3 separate regions of the Homo sapiens genome follow, and all the other regions are linked to region 2. A link is a contact called in ENCODE Hi-C or POLR2A ChIA-PET data. All regions are on one chromosome and are shown on one strand. Each heading gives the region's core, a stretch centred on a gene start or an enhancer-like site at or near the end of the contact. The rest is flanking DNA. Distances are from core to core; before and after follow the strand shown.

What was found. A loop is a pair of places that touch in the nucleus more often than their neighbours do. ChIA-PET counts read pairs that join two places held with the same protein, here RNA polymerase II (POLR2A). Pooled maps may share reads with other maps.
Region 1: a map of naive thymus-derived CD4-positive, alpha-beta T cell shows a loop between it and region 2 (2.2-fold over the local background). The contact joins the promoter of MAST4-AS1 here to the enhancer-like site in region 2. A Hi-C loop is called at or near these places in 2 of 168 maps with a recorded cell type or tissue (mammary epithelial cell and naive thymus-derived CD4-positive, alpha-beta T cell) and 11 of 50 pooled maps. POLR2A ChIA-PET finds 5 or more read pairs at or near these places in 4 of 52 experiments (MCF 10A, activated CD4-positive, alpha-beta memory T cell, activated naive CD4-positive, alpha-beta T cell and 1 more).
Region 3: a pooled map shows a loop between it and region 2 (13-fold over the local background). The contact joins two enhancer-like sites. A Hi-C loop is called at or near these places in 3 of 37 single-sample maps with no recorded cell type and 6 of 50 pooled maps.

The regions. Positions count from the first base shown.
Region 1 is chr5:67,002,468-67,007,004 of GRCh38, reverse strand. MAST4-AS1 (MAST4 antisense RNA 1) reads left to right here and starts at 2,851. Exons shown (of 2, transcript NR_111908.1): 1 at 2,851-3,161. The region is part of intron 4 of MAST4 (microtubule associated serine/threonine kinase family member 4); the gene reads right to left. RefSeq lists a silencer at 2,634-2,973.
Region 2 is chr5:66,838,256-66,843,230 of GRCh38, reverse strand. The region is part of intron 3 of MAST4 (microtubule associated serine/threonine kinase family member 4); the gene reads right to left. Among named protein-coding and RNA genes, the nearest start is that of MAST4-AS1, 160 kb to the left of the region's middle. RefSeq lists an enhancer at 978-1,479 and a silencer at 2,159-2,208. Within about 2 kb of position 2,655, at least 2 of the 41 ENCODE cell types and tissues checked have a DNase peak (open chromatin) inside an H3K27ac peak, as active enhancers do.
Region 3 is chr5:66,614,267-66,618,997 of GRCh38, reverse strand. All of the region lies in intron 1 of MAST4 (microtubule associated serine/threonine kinase family member 4), which reads right to left. Among named protein-coding and RNA genes, the nearest start is that of MAST4, 20 kb to the right of the region's middle. RefSeq lists a silencer at 1,310-1,389. Within about 2 kb of position 2,402, at least 6 of the 41 ENCODE cell types and tissues checked have a DNase peak (open chromatin) inside an H3K27ac peak, as active enhancers do.

The DNA of each region.
Region 1 (4,537 bases), core at 1,602-4,101, 160 kb before region 2:
TTTCCAAACTGCAAAACCTGAAAATCTCCAGCAACAAACAGGCTGTCATAACCTTTACTCTTAAAAGGGGGAGAAGAAAATCCCCTTCCCTCTCTATTTTGCCAAATTGAAGATACGGTTTCATGACTTGGGGTGGAAACAGCCCACCCAATGCTCTCCCATTTTACTGGGAAGAATTCAGGTTTCCTTAGAATCTAGGCTCTCTGTCAGTGTGAGCTGTCTGAATTGGAGTGTTCAGGCTGGACAGGTACTGCCCTAAAGCCAGGCTCAGAGCAGCCTGAGAATCCTCCTGCATCTGACTCTCTCCAATAATACTATCAACAGGTAGGTAGGAAGAAGAAAGGCTCCAACTGCTCTACGGGTTCAGACACACACATACGATGCCAGAACAGACTTCTCTCCCTAAGAACTGGTTCCAGGTAAGAGTAGAGGCTGTACCGCAGCCAGGACTACACAACTCAGAAATATTTAAGGGATTCTGTCCAGCTGAAATGGTAAGAAATCATACGAATTATCACCATGTTGAGCAGTGGCCTAGTTCATGTGTAGCATGTATCTCTCTTCAACTTTATTAGTTGTCTTGGAGGTTTGGTGCATGGTTGACACAACTTGATGAGCAATACTACAAAATGAGCAATACTACAAGAGAGGGTCTCTGACCATATATGGCAGAACGAGAAAAACATAGTCACATTACTTAAAAGGTACAACTTCAGAATCCAACATAGTTTAGTGGTATCAACACTTCAAACTGCATCAAAAAGCAAATATGACTTTGAAACCTGCCAGATGTCTCTCTCATACACACAGGTGCACATGTGATTTGTGTGTGCACCCATGTATATAAACAGTGTATGTGAGTATTCCAGGATGTTTCTGAAATGTAAGAAACCATGAAAAACTTCAAAAGGAAAAACTAAGTTTTCTAAAGTATCACATATCCACATTTATACTACAAAAAGTTACAGGTATAACCAAAAAGAACGAACCATTTTCTTGGGTTCTTTGAACACTGAAGCATAGAGATTGTGAAGCTCCAAATCTGAGAGCCTGCATCCTGTTTATCTGACTGCAAAGTTGCTCTCATGCATGTTCACATGTACATGCAAGGCAAGTTTTGAAGGAAAACAAAGAATCAGTATTAACACAACTCAAAAGGTGTGCCCCTCTAAAAGTACAACAATCTTACTTTTCTGTGCTGGACACAAATGTGGTGAGAAATGCCTCCTTCAAAGTCATAGTCTCTCAACACAAGTGTCAGCAAACTCTTGGAACTGCCTGTCACTTGTGGCATGAGCTTCATCTTGACATTAAAATTCTTTTTCTTTCCCCATCTTTTCTATCAAATATACGTTACAAAATGAAAAGGACACTCCTGTATTAGTAATAAATGCCAGCAAACCATTGAAAAATCAAAATGACAAAGTTATGTAGATCTGCCTCTCCACAGATAGTATGAAATAGCTAACCTGGGCTATCCTTGCATCGTACATCTGCATCTTATAAAGGTCAAATATTTAATAGAGAGGAACATCTGAAGGGCTCAACGAAAAGTACCAGAAGCCTCAATGACTGGGTGAATGAAATGGATAAACATGATCAGGTCAAAGGGACAGACTTAGACAAAGTATCTCCTCCTCTTTCCCTTTTTCTCCCCCACCTCTCACAAGGAAATGTCTTATTATCCACATTTCAAAAGGAGAAAACCTATGAGAAGCACATTTATCAGGGTTACCCAGGAAACCACAAGGACGAAGAAATACCTGAAACAGTACCCCCTCCCCTAGCGGGGCATAAACTTTTCAAAGTGTCACCCAATACACAAAACCCCAGCTCCTGAGGGGCTCAGGCAGCTCCGCCTGTGGGCCCCTGGGAAGTGAAAGCATTCCCTCTCCAGGCAGAGATCCCCGCGTTTTTACCTTTGTGTTCGCCGAAGCCTGTTCCCACTCCTCAAATGAGGCAAAGTAAAGTTTGAGAGCACAGTCCAAAAATTGGGGTCAGACATATCCATTTCTTTCTCTCTTCAATTCACTGTGGGTTCAAGGCCATATGACTAAAATGGGGAGAGGTAAAAAAAAGGAAGAAAGACAAGGCCAAAAATAAAAAAAAAATCCCAATTATCTACTCACTCCCTCCAGAGAAAATGTGATGGGAACTGTGATCTCAAGAACAACTTGGAGCATGTCTGAGAAGTACCCGTCCCGTCCTAGCCTTTAATTAACACACAGCCTCCTCTCAAAGGTCCGGGAAACTGATTTCCTCTCGGGTCTGCCCTCTCCTAGTCAGGCTCGGCCAGCTATAAACAGTAATTACATGAGTTGAGCCGTGCGTTCTGCTCAAAGCGCTGTCTGTGGGATTCAGTCGGAGGTACTTTGTCATCTGTTTGGCAGATACCACTCGCCGCTTCTGCGAGGGGCGGGGGAGACGACTATTTTGAGGCTTTGGTTCCGGAGGCTGTTGCTTATCAGCAAAACCATTCACATCCGAACATGCCCAGTGCCGAGTTTCCTTTTGGTATCTACATACAAGGAAAAGAATTTGAATAGAAAAAGCTGCTCTTGCCCTCCCCTCCTGAAAAAAGCGGAAACTTAAAAGCACTTTTAAAAAATGGGCCTATTGGAGGACTTGAACCTGACACCTTTGTGGACCCTTCCAGGGTCCGGCTGGGAGGAGGCGGCAGGGCCTTGTCCCTGGACAGCTTGGTGGCCGCGCCCCCAGCTTTCCTGCATCCCCCACCCCCCACCAGCCCCGGCCGCGCCTGAGGAGCGGGGGCTCACGGGAAAGGGAGCAGGCGGCCGCGGCGCGACCCCAGCCGGTGCCGGGACAGCCCCGCAGCCTGGGCCGCCGCTCCCCCTCCCCGGAGCCCGGAATGGATCCGTCCCGGAAATAAATAAATAAACCCGCGGCTGCTCCGGGTGTGTGCTGCGCGCACCTGAGGCCGACCTGTGATTCACCGCGGGAGGGATGGCAGTGACAACGCTCCGGGGAAGTCCACAGTGACTCCTCCGCCAGGACGCCGCTGGTTGTATAGGAAAAGCACGCGGACGGGAAGCCACACTCACCGAAAACCTCAGTAAACTAAATTTATGAGTTTACATCTGTTCCATCAATGACCACGGTGCACACCTGTTTGGCTTCATGGCCGGCAACTACAGATCTAGGTAATGGTGAGCCCCGATGTGGAAAGACACTACCTGGCATTTATGTGGCAAATGCTACAAGTATTGCCCCTTCAAGTACGTTAGACCTTGAAAGGGCAGAATGAAGGGGGCTGAATGTTCTTGTTATTCATTTTGAAGAAAGGCATGGTATTTAAATATCTCCCCCTATCCATGAATGTTTGTATAAAGTACATAAAGAAAAAATATAATTTAAATTAGCTGCCTTAAGTCTGGTGTAATATGGCAAGAAATACTAAATCAAAAAAGTATATATTCAGCAAAAAATACATCTAAAAATGGCTTAGTCCATGCAGTAAATACCAGGAACAAACTCGCTTACAAAAATGGGAGGATAAAGAGAAGGAAGAGGGGGTGTAAGCTGACAAGGTAGGCGGGGTAAACAAAAAGAAGCCTGCTGTGGGATCTTCTTTATCTAATTCTTGTGGCCCACATTAATATTTTCACACCAAGGACTCCAAGAGTTTTGGATGATGTTTCATGTCCAAGGCTTTCGTATGCGTTATCTCCTCACATTCTTACAGAGCCTCCACAGATCCTTGCAACCCACAGAGGTAGACAAAGAAGGCATTATTTTCTCAATTTTACATTTGGGACTTTATCCCAAACATTCAGGGACACTAAATGACAAAACACACTTCAATAGATATTAATGAGCTTGGTCCAGCATTTTTGCCCCATGCTCTTCTTTTAAAAAATGTTTCTAAGTATTGCAAAAGATGTTTTGAAGGCTGACACAAAAGAGTGTCCCTGTGCTCCGGAGCAGTTTCTAGACCTCAGCACTGTTGACATAGGCTGGATAATTCTTTGTCTGAGGAGCTTTCTTGAGCATTGGAGGATGTTTAGCAACATTGCTGACCTCGACCTACTAGATGCCAGTGCTGACAATTAAAAATGTCTGAGGACATTGCCAAATGTCCCTTGGGAGGTAAAATCACCCCTGGTTGGGAACCACTGCTCCAGATAAAGGCTTCTCTGAGAGGGGTGATACAGAGCACTGGTTTAGAGCAAAAATTTTGGGTCTGAATTCTGGATACAACACTTACTATGACCTTAAATCTCTTCTCATTTTCCCCAGCTGCAATATGGGGTCCATAATAGGACCAACCTGTAAGAGGCTGATATACATAAATGAAGAGGAGATGGCATACATAAGCCCTTTCACGCAATGTCTACACACACACTGCGCATAAATGTAGGCAGTATACAGAAGCTAAGAGAATACTATGCTGACAGACATAAGACTGGAGCAGAGGACACCCCACAATGTGCTTCTTTCTACTCTCTAGAGTCTTCAACCAGGCTGCTGATCACACTGTGTATAATTGACTGTTTACTGCTGTCTTTCCAATTAGTCT
Region 2 (4,975 bases), core at 1,406-3,905:
ACAAAGAAAATGTGCTTTGACATTAATGTGCTATCTCATAGAAGCCTTTTAAGCAGCACATTCCAAAGATTCCATTTTTTTCTGAGGCACAACAATATAAAAGAGGTTTTGAATCGTTCCCCATTTTACATGGAGTAGATTTAAAAGACAGTGGTAGATAAGGCATTGGCAAAGGTGTATATGTAAATGTATATATACAGACACACGGAGGAGTTCATTTAAGGGCTGCATTTCAAATTATTTTGATTGGTCTAGGCTAGTGTTAGTATTAAAGATGCAAAGTTTCATTCATGAAATTTTAAATAATGGTGATAAGATTTATCTAGACATACAAGCGGAACCTAAATATAAGGCACATGAATAATAGAATGTGCATGAAATTTGAATGCTTATTTTTCAGAAAAAAACAAAGAACTGAATGTGTGAATTCTTAGAATCTCTAAGCTAGTCTGTATTTGCATTTCAATAGCTTGCAAGGTAAGCTCTGTGAAATAGGTCAAATGTATAGACTCTCATCTCGCCTCCACCACAAATCAGTCAATTAGCTTCTAGAGAGAGTGGCACCCAGAAGTTAATATCCAGGATCTCAAAACCTATTCCTGCTGATACAGATCAAAATAATTTCAAAGCAAGTATGTTGAAGACACAGGTTTTCTATGGAACAAATTCTGGATAGGAAGCATACAATACCAGGAGCTACCAGCTAATGTGGTCAGTGAACCCACACGTGGAAATGAAACAGACAAGGCAGTGTACAACAACATTTGGCGGGGCGGGAGGGGGTAGGGGAAGGAGCCACACACAAAAATCAGGAGGTGGAAAGCCAACACATCAAAACATTTTTCCAGGCAGAAAGGTAAAAAGGTGTTTGGCAAATTTTGTCCATTTAAAACAAAAGCATTTTAGATGCCTTCTCTGCTACATTGATTAATAGAGACATGCTATACATGAGGTCCCCTGTGATTCCACACCCTACCCTATTCACCATGCCCTCTAATGCTGAATCTCTACTAATTTGCATTTTGTAATTCTGCAATCAAAAGCCTTTACTGGTTCCACATTAGCAACTCCTTGCCATTTATAAATCCCCTTATTCCAAAGAGTTACTGTTTTAAAGCCCACAGAAGCAAAAGGATTGTACAATAAACACACAAGTACTATTTGAATGACCTTATTAATATATCATGCCTTCCTAATTGCAGCACTTTTGTTCCTTCAATTCCTGCCTTCCACAGTCTTTCTTATTTCATTGTAATGTAAACAGGGATTGCTAGAAACCAAGAATTAAGTCAAAAGTACAAGGCCTTACGTATGGCTCATAATACAAACTCAAAAACTAGGCATGGAAAACTCAGCTTAAAGAAATGAGTAAATAAGAGAATGCAGGAATATATGAATTGTGAACATAATAAAGCTATTTTTATTAAGTACCCATTTGCCTCGCCAGAGCTAGCCCTGTGGTATGAATGTGTGTATCCCCCTCCCCAAAGTTCATATGTTGATGCCCTAATCCACAAAGTGATGGTATTAACATTTAGAGATGGGGCCTTTGGGAGGTAATTAGGATTAAATTCGGTTATGAAGGTGGGGCCCTCATGATGGGATTAATGCCCTTATTAAAAACAGAAAAGACATGAGATTTCTTCTCACCATATAGCAAGAAGGCAACTGTCTGCAAACCAGGAAGAGAGCCCTCCCCAGAAACCAAATCTGCTGGCACCTTGATTTTAGACTTCTGAGTCTCCAGAACTGTGGGCAACAAATGTCTGCTGTTCACACCACACAGTCTATGCCATTTTGTTAGAGCAGCCAGAACTGACTAAGACAGTTAGATATTTGCCTACCATTGGTAGAGTCATTGTAATAATCCTGTCAGGTAATTTTTAGTATCTTCATATTACAGAAAATGAATCTAAGCCTCAGAAAAGTTTTAACCTGCTCCAGAGTCACAAATGTAGAATTTGGGAAAGCCATATGATGCAAGGGAAGGAGAAGAGGAGGCTCAGCTGTCTACAAATACAACAGTAACAGCAGCCACAACTTATTAGGAACTTGTGGTGTTTTTACTTTCTGCTTCACACTGCTTTAAGTAATTTACATGCACACATCTTATTTAGTTTTACCACATTCCTGGGAGGTAAGTAATATATCTTATTGATGGCAAAATAAAGCTTAGAAGAAAACAGCATGCCCAAGAAAATAAAGCCAATAAGTGGTGGGCCAACATTCAAACAGAAATTTAATAGACTTCAGTGCTTCCAGTAGTGTGCTTCAGTGCTCTTAACCACAACATATGCTTGTCCCCCATATTAGTCATCTTTGTCATCATAAAGCTGGGTAACAACTCATTACGAAACTTAGTGGCTTATTCTCACATTTGTAGGTCTAGAGGGAGAATGTGGGTCTGTTGGTCTTGACTCCAGGCTACAGGTTCACGTAGGTCAGCTCCACAGAGGTTTGTTCTGGGACCCAGAGTAAACAGGCAGTAGCTACCCTGGGTATATTCTTCTCAAGATAGATGACCAAAGCACAAGACTTTGAACCTGCAGAAGCATATTTTAAGCCTCTGCTCATGATACATCCACTAATAGCTCATTGGCCAATGAACAGTCACATGGCTGAGCCCAGAGTCAAGAGGTGGAGGGCAGGCTCTGCCTATCATGAGGCCAAGCAAGGAATGAATGTACATGTCTATTACAGGAAGTAAAAAATTTAAGGATTGAATCTATCACACTACCCAAGTTTGATTCATAGTAACCATATTGTCTCTTAGCTTGATTGCTAAACAGAAATGGAAAATGAATCTGTGAGCTTAACAATCTATATTTGGAATATAGTTTTAAAGAAAAAATAGAGTCAAATCAATCTTGAATCAATATAATTCAATCTTTACCTTCATTCACAACGATGCTAAAATTGAGAAAACAGGTAATTAAAAAAGATAAAACAATCACTATCTCATCATGAAAAATGTTAAGATAAAAATATAAAATGAAATATTTCTAGACCTAGCTTCTAAATTTTAGCACAAAGCTAAAAAATTTTCATTTTAAAATTTCCAATTAGAAAATATTTAATGTTTTCTCTCATCATTTTGAGCTAGTTGTTACAGATTCTACGTCTGACTTCCTACCACTTTCCTGAGGAGTGCATATTCTCAACATACTAAACTACTAGGCCAAAGCTCAAAAAAAAAGTGAAGCTAGTAAAATTAAGCTTGTATTCTCATTTGTTGCCCAAGAACGCGTCAGTTTAAAAAAAAAAATTGTCAATATGATGCAATGGCTTTGTGAACACACACACACACACATGCACAAAGAAACTGGAAACAGAGTGCAAGAAAACTGATAAAAATGTACATGTCATGTGTTTTTCTTAGTTGAACACCCATCTTCAATTACAGATACTCCATTCAAATGGAACAAAAATCTTGGCTGAATTTGATGTAATCTCACTCTTTTAAATTCACTCACTGTTCAAGTAATACAGTACACCAACCTCATCATCTTCATTTAAAAATAAATTGCTTTTTCCATTACAGCCTCTAGTTTGAGATGTTTCATTCTGCCTTTCAAAAACTGTATTGGAATGAGACTTGTAGGCAAGTTGTCAAAGTTGGAAGCAATTTGGGGAAAAAAAAAACCTACACATCTTCAAAGCTGGACATATTATTTTCAAGGCCTGATACTAAACCACAGAACTACTTTGTGCACCATGTAATTTTAACCATTCCTGCAAAATAAGTGTTAAAATACACATTATGGTACAATTCTGGAAAACCATTCTAACAGAAATCTATGAGTCTGGGAGAAATTGCATTTTCTCTTTATTCACAGTCTAGTTCAATTAATTATTATAGTTGGTAACTTTACAGTCTCTCTCCAGGCTTGAGCTCTCTTTAGAAGTTTAAAACTACATATCCAACTGCTTACTGAACATCTGCACCTAGATGGCTTCCACAGGTACTTCAAACTCAAGATTCACAGAACGAACTAATTCTCTTCTCAGCATCCAAGTCACATTTATCTCTTGCTCTTGTTTCTAATCCCTAACTCCTGAAACCATAAGGTCACCTCAAGCTTCTTCCATCTCTCTTTTGCCAACCATCAACAGGTCACCATGTCCTGTTAATTCTACCTTCAGTTGCCTTTCTCCATTTCACTGTCACCACCTCGGTCCAGCAGCATCATCTACCACCTCCTCATTTCTAAATTCCTAGCTGTTTATCTTACTTCTTTTCTTGGCCTCTTCCTAAGCATTCTTCATTAATAGTTGACAGAATAGTTCACAGTTGATAAAATATTTCTATGCCCTGATTACAGTCTTTCAATGGCTTCCTATTGCTAGACTATGAGGCCCAAATCCCTGAACACAGACAGCATCATTCTTGAGACTCTGCTAAACACTTCCTGCTTCCCACATGCACTATTTGCAATTCCTTGAAAAAGATGCACCCTGTTCAGCCACCACACCTTGCACACACTGTTGCTTCCTCCGCCTAGAATCCTCATCTTGCCTAATCAGTACCTGTTCATCCTTCACCATCCGGCAGAAATATCTCCACCTCCATGAAGGCTTCCCGGCTTCCTTCCGCAGAGCAGGGCACCATGCTCAAGGCCCCTGTATCTTGACTGATGATAGTTGTAGCATTTGCTATTTCAGAAACTGTTGTCTGTCTCACCTACCATAACAGAAACCCTTCACAGGTCAGTGTCATATTCCACTCATTTTTGTACTGCTAGAGTCTAAGATAAAAGTACAATAGGGTAAGTTTAAGACACAGCACACAGTTCTCTGACACAAACAGTTCAATATATGCTATTATTATCATTAAACATTTATTGAAAGAAAAGCAAAGAATGGGGTTCTGTCCTTGACTGCCTCATCAAAAAAGCACATACATTCACAATCTAAATAAAATAGCCAATGTTTTGAGAGCTCAAACATGTACATTATTGAAGAGTATCTAAGATAA
Region 3 (4,731 bases), core at 1,153-3,652, 220 kb after region 2:
CGTTGCCAAGAAAAGAATGCTATATTTATAAAATGGAGCTTTTGTTGGAAAACATTCTTTTCCAGGCTTACAGACCACAGAAAGACACCGATGCCCTGGAAAGGGAGAGAGGCAGGCATCCTTCTCTGTTTCCTCTCTTCACATACTCAAATATCCATCAGTTCAGCAAAATTAAGTCAGAAAAAAAAAATCCTTTTCTTTTTACAAAAAGTGCACTAGCGATTCTCAGACTACTAAAGGAAATGAAAAGCACAATATTCCTAATGGGAGTAACACTTTTAATAGCTGCCTTGCTATTTGAGGATCCACTCAAAAGTGATCAGGGTAAACATCAAAAGTCGCATCTAGTTAATCTGAAGCCTTTTAAACCAGCGTGTCTGTCTCCCTTCAATACAGAGGGAAGTGTTTAGTTCTGTAATGAGACATTAATGTTCATCCAACAGGTTAGGCTGGGGTGGTGACATAAATTTGTATTTAAATTTAAGCAAAAGCATACACACTAAAATCTAGAGTCTTCTACATGTTACAAAAATAGTCACGAACAATGCAAGTAGAACCAAGTGTCCAAAATCCTTTGTTACACTGAGGGAGAAGGTCAGGGAAAATCAGAGAGTAACAAAGTCAGACACTTGAAAGGAAAACAGGTCCAAATCCTAACCCTGTCACTTACTGGAAGACCCAATGACTTGAGTTCTCTGAAACCCCCGTTTTCTCACCTATAAAATGGGGCTACTACCCTGCACCCTCAGACTTGCTGTGAGGATCAAAGGGCTGATGCATGCAAACATCTAGCGTAGTTCCTGCGCAGAAAAGGCCGTGGGCAGGAAAGAGCACTCGGCAGTAAAGATTCTCTTTCTCCACAAGCCAACGGGCGGGAGGCCGGTGCTCCTACAACCCTGGTTACTCACAGAACCACCTGGCAGGCCTTTAACACGCATAGACACAGAATCAGGGCCCCCCCCCCATTCCTCCCAGAATGAGGGTCTCCCAGTGTAGACGATGTCAAAGCTCCACAGGGGATTCAAATGGAGTCAAAGCAGGGACCAAAAATACTGCCCTAGCACCTAGTTCCCTATCCAACCCCAGCTGCCAGGAACACAAGCTAAATATTCTGCTTATTGCATTCCTGGCCTTCCTGAGCATTGTCTTTCTCCCTTTATTAGTACGCGTTGATGTTTTACTTTGTTAATGGTCACTGGCCTTTCCAAATCTGTGCTTCTATGGTAAGCTCCTCAAGTGGGTACCATGCGGAGGGGTGGATTGTGGAGAGAGGGTGAGCATGCATGTGGACAAGAGGAACAGAAAGAACAAAGGGTATGGTTATCTACTGGGTGCTACAGACTGTCCCAAAGTTTAGAGGCTTAAAACCACTACTGTTTCATTTTCACTCACAATTTTGTGAGCCAGGAATTCAGGCACAGCTCAGCAATTACGCTCTACATAATCTTTTACATTTTTAAAAGTAACTGTTAATAAATTGATACGTCCATTCATGAGAAACTTTTAAAAGGAAAAAAAAAAATAACCCTTCTCTGCTTTTACTGACCCAAAGTGTGAAAAAACACTGGTTTTGAAATCATGTGAATCATGAGTAAATTTAACCTCTGTAAGTTTCACTTTCCTTAACCAGGAAATGGTGATATCCCCCACCTTACTGGCAAGATTGAGGATGGAATTAAATGCCATAATGCACATAAAGCAACTGTGCAGTGCTCAGCACTGGCCTTCTTGGAGGCCTACAGCATGCTACGATGCATTAGCCACATTTTCAAAAGCTAAACAGCCACAGAGAATCACTTCTCATTAATGGCATCAGAAAACCCAAACATTTTAATGAGATACTGCTCCTGGTTGTATTTGAAGGTAATTTGAGTGCCTCATACTCCATTTTAATGCTTTCCTTTACCTTTTAGAAAAAAATCCAGTCAATTAAATCATTAATGACAGATTTAATGTTCTCCTTTCAGTCCAGATATGAATGTGCAAGGTGTCTCTTTTCAAGGCTCAACCACTTTAGTTAAAACCATTTTTTCCTGGCTTTCTATGTTTTTATAGTATGTTATTACACAGATAATTGAGCACTGCAATTCAGCAACCAATTGTAGAGAAGAGCTGCCAGCAAGCAGTGCTGTCAGGGAAACTTATCAGTAAAAGGAAAGAAAGGGGCAGTACTTATTATTTACACGAGGAAGTCTTACTCTTCTTGTCCAGAATTTGCTTTTGCAAACATTATGAAATGTGTGCCTATTCAGAAGATAGACTGTGCAGTGTTCCAGGCACTCTCTTAGGCTGTTCCTTCACACAGAGGCCCCGGCCAGCTGCTGTTCAGGAGCTTGAGAAAGCAAAACCCTGGCTGCTTGGGGGTTCTACAGAACTTGTCAGTCCAGAAGAGAAGCCCTTCACCCTCCAGTCCAGTCCAGAAGAGCCCCGCTCTGGGCTTCACCCTCCTAAACCAGCACTCTGAGAAGGCCCTTGGGAAGAGAACCAGGAGCCCTGAGACACCTGCCCCAGATGTCCAGCCAGCCAGAGCTGGTCTTATTTGAGACAGTTCTGCCTAATGGGTGACAACTGGCCAGCTAGAACGCCAGACGTCTAGAAACTAATTCCTATGTATTATTTGAACATCTCATACTTAAAATTTAAGGGAAAAAATTTAAAACATCTCTTCTCTGAATCCAACTCTGAACTGCTCACCTTGGTAGGGGCTGCTTGGGAGGTAGGGGGTGGTCACACGGACTGAATGTGAAAAATGCATGCACCACACCTGCCTGTGATCCACGTAATAAAGTGACGGACCTCTTTCCTAGAGTTCTTCTTCTATCAGTCTCTGAGTGGCTGGCATTTGTTTCAGAGCTTCAACTTCCCTTAAGCTACAAAATAAAGTTTTCCTCTGTGCATTTATTTGTTCAACAAAGATTTATTGCATACTGGGAGGCAACTGCTGTGGCTATGAAGATGAATAAGACAAGCAAGGGCTCTGCTCTCATGTAGCTGGCAGACTGGAAAGGGGAGAAAACATCACAACACGGCAAGGGTAAGTTCATTAACAGTCCTTTGCATAATGCCCAAATGCAAGAAGCAACTACCTTGCTGAGGGCAGGCAAATGGGAGGGATAGAAGGAAAAACATGACCTTTGAGATAAGAGATCCTTTTCAGTCTGTCTGGATCTCAATACTTTTTCTTTCTTTGAGTCAAGGATCTCGCTCTGTTGCCCAGATTGCAGTGCAGTGGTGCTATCACAGCCCACTGCAGCCTCAAATTCCTGGGCTCAATCCTCCGTCTCAACCTTCCAAGTAGCTGGGACTACAGGCATGCACCACCATACTCAGCTAATTTTTTTTTTTTAAGGGAGACTGGGTCTTACTATGTTGCCCAGCTGGTCTTGAACTCCTGGCCTCAAATGATCCTCCCGCTTCAGCCTCCCAAAGTGTTTGGATTACAAGTGTGAGCCACCATGCCTGGCTACTTTTCTCTTGAGATCAAACTCATTCTGATTCCAAGGCCTGTGGTAGAAACTGATCCCTCAGAGCTATTCCTCGGATGTCACAGAAGCAAAGGGCCTCTAGCCTGTTGTGCTTGCTGCCAAAATCCTCATGGTCACCCACAGGCCGGTAAAATCAGCATATCTGTACTTGCATGGCACCTGAACCTCTGCCAGGCAGGAAACCCGGTGTCTAAAGTCCAGCCTCCCCAGACCCACCAAGTAGCCAGTGTCCTCTGTTGCCTCATGCTGCCACCAAAAGGTTTACTGGGCTCCAACCCCTGTAACCCAGGACCCACTAATCTTGACTCCCTTCCTGGCCCAGGGAAATCTACTCACTTTCTCTCTCTTCCCTCAAAACAAACAAACCACCCTCCACACCAGGACACACAGCATTCTCTCTTCTGTAGGTTTAAACTTTTTACAAAGCAACTGAGAGGAGCCTCAACTTCAAACTGCTTCAGTTGCCTGCCAGGCAAATATCCCCAAGGCAAGGCCTTACAAGGGTCCTGGTTCCTGCGTGAAATACCAGAAAAAGACAACACAAAGTGAAAGACCCAGATTTAACAGCCCAAAAAAGATTATTTTGCCACATGTGCCCCACCCCCAAACAAAGCATCAGAAAGGATGCCTTGTCTTTCGCTGCAGAGAAAAACATCTCCAGCAGGAGAACCCCATCACCTCCCAACACGAGGGAACTATAGATCTCTCCCTGCATGTGTCCCGTGAGGTCCCTGCTCTCCCCAAACCTGCATTCTGGCAGCCCCATCACGTTGGGAGGTGTAGGAAGTACCATGTCTTTTTGGCTCTTTTTGGCACAAAAGAAATCTGCCAGTTCAAATGACAAGAGGGAACTTACTCTCCAGGGAAGGAGAAAATTGAAAGTCCCTTAAATGGTCTTCTCTTCTGCAACACAGAAAATCTCCAATAGAATTCTTCTCAAAACTTAATCCAAGATTGGGATCTCATGGCCCTCATCAAGACTCAACGAATTCTAGAGATTCCAAATACCAATTCAATAAGGGCCAATAAACTCCTTGGCTTCACATACCCCAAGACTAAAGTCTTCAGGAATAGCTTCTATTCTATCATTTCATGCATGTACTAGGTTGTCTGTGAGCTCCAGGTAGAGAAGATGAATATTTAGTTTTTAAAATTAAGATTAATAGCATGGTTGTAGCTACAAATTTCAAAAGTCCAGAGTACACACTGTGGTTATAATAAAAATAACTGAGACAGAGAATCTTTG